Linked DNA regions of Homo sapiens: region 2 is linked to region 1. A link is an interaction called in ENCODE POLR2A ChIA-PET data of the cell type or tissue named here. Cell type or tissue: MCF 10A. All regions are shown on one strand. Links, peaks and the distances in the headings refer to the core of each region. The heading gives the core; the rest is flanking DNA.

What was found. ChIA-PET counts read pairs that join two places held together with the same protein. Peaks named below come from ENCODE experiments on the same cell type or tissue, not always from the same donor. Only the 100,000 strongest peaks of a DNase experiment are listed, where the experiment ranks them.
Region 2: POLR2A ChIA-PET joins it to region 1 with 17 read pairs; 1 of 35 experiments calls an interaction of 5 or more read pairs at or near these places.

What each region holds. Positions count from the first base shown.
Region 1 is chr2:186,348,192-186,351,019 of GRCh38, reverse strand. No RefSeq gene overlaps it. Among named protein-coding and RNA genes, the nearest start is that of ZC3H15, 140 kb to the left of the region's middle. In MCF 10A, for the core only: no CTCF peak of the experiment used is centred there; a DNase peak (open chromatin) is centred at 1,279.
Region 2 is chr2:186,421,009-186,423,836 of GRCh38, reverse strand. No RefSeq gene overlaps it. Among named protein-coding and RNA genes, the nearest start is that of ZC3H15, 64 kb to the left of the region's middle. In MCF 10A, for the core only: no CTCF peak of the experiment used is centred there; a DNase peak (open chromatin) is centred at 1,406.

The DNA of each region.
Region 1 (2,828 bases), core at 202-2,701:
ACTTTCTACCATGAAAAATGAGGATTTCTCTCTCTTGCCATCGCTTCCCTCATGTTCACATATTTCCTCTTGTATCTTATCAACAGTTATATTGCTTTTCCTAGTTAACTTTTACTGTTTATATCATTCTCTTTACATAAATATTTTTCAGTGGCATGTGTAATATGATTATATTTTCTTTCTATTGTGACTTTTTGTTTTTCCTGGATTTAATAGTTACTTTTTTTTAGTATTCTATGCTGTTTTGCATACATAGAACTAATCTTTCTTTAAATACTCTATAGAATATATAAGCCTTTAGGAGATCTGTCAGTCCAAGTGTTTTTTCTTCAGATATCCACCCCATATTTTTCCCCTAATCAATTCTAGATGTGTTGCATTCTCAGCTTGATAAAGTGCTGTTGTTTTGGGAATTTCCTTTGTCCTGATGATTTTGTTTATGTTTTCCCTAATTATGTTGCTCCCATCAATTTCTCTGAGTTTATTATTTTATTTCAATGGAGCACATTCTTCAGGAGATTGATGAGAGGATGTGGATGAGAGAGAATTATTTTGAGACACTCTGTGTCTAGAAAGGTTTTTATCCCACCCTTGAATTTGATTTGATATTTTGGCTAGATATAGAACTAATGGTTAAACAAATGCTTTCCTCTCAGGAATTTCTTCACTTTTTTAGCTTCTAATTTTGCTTTTGAGAAGTCTGATATCATTTAATTGTAAATACATTGCATATAATCCACTTGGGCTTTTTTTTGTAGACATTAAGGTATCAGTTTTCTGTATAGTATTTTGAAAATTCAATTATTATCCACCCATCAATTTTCCAGTAAGATTTTTCCTAATTTTTTTTATATTTCTCATCTTTTTATTATCTTCCCTATATTTCATTTTGTCGTTTTACATTTATATCTAAATAATTCTTTATTGTATTTCAGTGGTATTTTAAAAGTGAGTGGATATAAATATGGGTATTCAATCCATGATATTTAAGCAGAAGTCTCTACATTTCTTGCGTAGGGTTTGTCTTGATTTAAAATCTATTAAAAAGACCAAATAGTTTTTAAAAATATATATTATGAAATGATATATCTCATAATCACTAATATGCTTATCTTCTTGGTCTTCAAATATTATTTCATTTTCATCAACTTGCTACAGTTTTTGGTCTTAGCAGCCCTTAAAAGAATTACTTTGTTATAGAATAAGATGAGATATCTCTAGAGTCAACTTTGCCAACAGAATCATGATTCATATTTGGCTGTGATCCCAGTTCACTTGGATATATGTAGTTTCTTAAGTTTCCAGATGCAGAAAGGATAAGCCTCCTTGGCCCGATTTACAGTGTCTAGCAGGAAGTTAGTTAGGGCAGATGTTTTGAATTCGTGGTTAACCTGTTTCAGTTTCCACTATTGGTGGCCATTTCTGAATATTTGAGGAAGATGAAATACTAATTGAAGTAAAGGAGGCAATCTAGTGTCTCATAAAACAATAACCTCACTTTATAGTCTGTGAAAATCTTGTGATCTTTAGCAAGGGGAAAAACTAGGAGGACAAAGTATCTCCTGCCAACTATTAGTGCAATGCATTGTGCTTGTTTTCTTTGTTAGCAATGATAAAGCATGTGTCAAGCTTTGATTAGGATTATTAAGTAAAAGTTTTTACAATGTAGAGTTTTATTGTTTTTATTGTTTTTGTTTTTGCTTTTTGAGATAGGGTCTCACTCTCTTGCCTAGGCTAGAAAGTAGTCACATGATCTCGGGTCACTGTAGCCTTGACTTCCTGGGTTCAAGTGATCCTCCCACCTTAGCCTCCTGAGTAGCTGGGACTACAGGTGTGCACCACCATGCCCACTTAATTTTCGTATTTTCTGTAGAGATAGGGTTTCACCATATTGCCTTGGCTGGTCTTGAACTCCTGAGCTCAAGGGACCTGCCTACCTGATCCTTTAAAAGTGCTGGGATTATAGATGTGTGCTATGCACTGGCAGTGTTGTTTTTATATGTATTCTGTATTTTCATAACTATTTCAGTGAAAATATTGGGTATTGCTATTCTAGATGTTTTATGTGGAGAAAACTATGTTAGAGTTCTCTAGTTAGATGTTATCTTACTCAGAAAATTGAATCCATGTGTCTAAATTTCTCCTACTAGGTAAAAACTATCAGACTAGATAGTCTTTAAGGTCCAAACTACTGTATTTCTTTAACCTATGCTCAGAGTAAATTTTTCTTAGTGGTAATGATATTCATTCTGAGTTTATCCAAACTGTTGGATATTAACACTATGTGCTAGCAACCACTTTAAGATTACTTTAGAGATGCCAGCAGACTGACACAAACAATTAGTTATAAACCATTTTAAATGATTGAAAATTACATGTCATTAAGTCATCTTTAGAAAATAACACTTTAAAAGTTCCATTAATTATCTGAGTTTAGCAGCCACTGTTATTTGTCTTAGATACCAGCTTAGAATTGGACTCTTTTAATTCTTTGCTGATTACAGGACTGCATATTATACCCAACAGGAGTCTTGTGTTTGTTTCTTTACTGAAAAGCTGTGACAGCTTCTTCTGGCAATCTTAGTATAACGTGATTTCAAAATAATGTTTAGTCTGGAAACTGGTGTTCTTTCCTGCCTGGTGAGTGATAAAAGTTGGGCATGTTGCTTCCTGTTGTTGCATTGCTTCCAAAGTGCACTGTAATTGTAAATAAAAGAAGGATTAATAAAAATGGTGAAATCTGCACCTCATTTTAAGGATTATTGTTTTTAAACTCAATATTTGTTCCAGAAGCTTAATTTTTTTCTGATTCTGTTTGTTGACAAAGC
Region 2 (2,828 bases), core at 62-2,561, 73 kb before region 1:
AGAGCCTCAGCCAACAGGGGACCAGAGTCAGTGGATAAGATGCTTGAGGCTTTCCATCTACCAGTGAGATAAATATGAAGCATGTTTCATATGGTTCTCAGAGGGTTCACAGTGGGATTTAGCCCCAGTGCCCACAGTACTCTGCTCGTTAACGTACTGTTTATATTGGCCTTTCTCCATTCCCCATCTCACATATACTTCCTGGAATCACATCAAATAAACTGCACCTAAGGTCTTCTATCTAGGTCAGCTTTTGGGGGACCCAAAAGAAGACACATATCTAATATAGCTTATCTCACATTGCTTTAAACCTTTGTGCTTATGTCTATGTCTTCCACTAGATTATGAGACTCCTAAGGGACTATAGTAGGTAGAATTTTAGATGGCTCCTAAGATTCCTGCTTCCTGGTACACATGCTCTGAATAATCTCCCCTTGAGTGTGAGAAGGACTTTTGAATATGATATAGTCACTCTTTTGATTAGGCTACAATATATGGCAAAGATAATGATTGTTACTTTATACACAATTTAGCTGACTAAAGTCAGAGATTCCCCTGCTGACCTTGAAAAAGCAAGTCACCCTTCAGTATAATAATAATAAAATCAAAAAAAAAAAAAAAGAAAAAGCAAGTCACCATGAATTCAACAGGTGCAAAGAAATAAATTCTGTCAACAATCAAGTGACTTTGGAAGAGGTTCCTGAGCCTCAGATGAGACCCCAGCCTGGCCAACACTTTGAAGCCTTGTGAGAATGACCATCCAACTAAGCCTTGCCCTGACTCCTGACCCACGGAAACTGTGCGATAATAAATGTATATTGTTTTAAGCTATGACGTTTGGGATAATTTCTTACATCATAGACAACTATTGCAGCCATTTGTTATTCTTTTAAAAATTAATATGAACTATTTCAAATATATAGAAAGTAGTAAAGAATAGTATAAATAGTATCATGTATCCAGTATGAAGAAATAGGGTATTACAAGTAATGTTGAAAGTTGTTGTATAGCCTTTTCTAATTCTGCTTTCCTTAATTCTTCCTGAGATGCAACCCACTGTAATGAAGGTGTTGATTAGCATTTATGTGCATTTTTAGAACAGAAATTCGCTATATGTATGTATGTCTAAAAGCAACATATAATATCATTTATTTCTGTTTGATTTCTCCTCTATTAGAAATAGATTAAAATGCTTTCATTATCATTGTTTCCTGTTAATTTTTTTTGTATCATCGTCCAGTTTTACATTATGAATTTTAACATTTTGTTAGTTGCTGTGACAGAGACATTTAATATTACTGAATAAGCATGTGCGTCATCACATCTGTCAGCTCCCTAGCAGTTGGGTCATGCCATGTGACAAGTTCTGGCCAACTGGTTGGCAGTTGGCAACCAAGGAACTGTATGTTGAGATGATTGAGCCACAAGTTTGAAACTGCCAGGACTTCTGAGTCACCACATGGAAAACTGCTCGTCTGCAGAGTTATAAAATTTGGCTAGGACTTCATGTGAGTGAGAAATAAAGCCTTTGTTTGTGAAGCCAGTATAACTTATTATGTAGCATAGCCTACAATATTCTGTCTGATGTAGAAAAATACAAGTTCATGTTATTTTATGCTGATGTTATTGTGTTCCTTTAATAATTTATCCTTGTTAAACCCTTTGCCTCATATTTTACTTGATAATTTTTGATCATCCCATTATTTTCAACCTTCGTTTTATTTAAGACTTGTAACTAGGCTATAGCTGGGTGTATCTTAAAAATCAAATCTAATAGTTTTTTTCTTCTTTTAGGTATTTTAATCCATTTACATTTTTGGAATTACTAATAGATTTACTTAGACTTGTTTCTGTGGTTTTATTATTATCAAGATTTTAGTTCCAATTTTTAAAAAACAACCATCATTAGCTGTCATTTGATATTATAGTCAGTAGTTGGTACAATTTGTTAGCTTATTGTTAAAAAATTGTTTTCTGTATTTAGTGTTGTTTTATTCCAGCCCCTTATTTAAAAGGCTTTTCCCTCTGAGCTCATCATTGATCTGGATGAGGTGCATACTCTTTTAACAGTGTTTATTACATGTGTATGCGAAGGTCTGTAGATAATACGCTCCATTAAACTCTTTTGCATATGAAAATGTCTTTATTTCGCCTTTACCTTTGAATGATGTGTATAGCATTCAGTTATTTTTCTAAAATGTTTTGCTGATATTACTTTACAAACTTCTGGTAGCTATAATTGCTGTGGATAAGTCAGCTTTTAGCTGAACTGTCATTCCTTTGTAGATAGTCTTTAACTTATTCTGAGGTTTTTCTTTATCAGGAAGTTCTGAAATTTCACTATAATACATCTATTTTTTAACATCATATTTGAATTTAATTTTTGATCTGGGAGTTTCAGTTTTTAATTCTTGAATATTCTTAATCATTGCCTCTTCACCATTCCTTCCGTTTTTTTTTTTTTTTTTCTGAACCTCTCACTAAACACACCTGAGGTCACTCTCAAATCTGTTTTTCTTGTTCCTTGTTTGCTCTTTATTTTCATTATCTTTCCAAGTTCTGGGTGAATTCCCCACTACTAATTGTCTCTTTGTCTGAGTTTATTTTTAAGTTTGATTGCATTTTTTATTTCAATGACTATATTTCAACTTTGAAAGCATTTAATTAATTCTTTTTCATATCTATTTGGTTGTTTCAGCTGTATCTTATTTTGTTTTATAATTTGTTATTTTTGTATGAGATTATTTCTGTGTTAATCTCTGTGAATGCATTGTTTCACAGATAAAGGTTCTAAGAATTTATTTTCCTTGCAATAATTTATTTTGCAA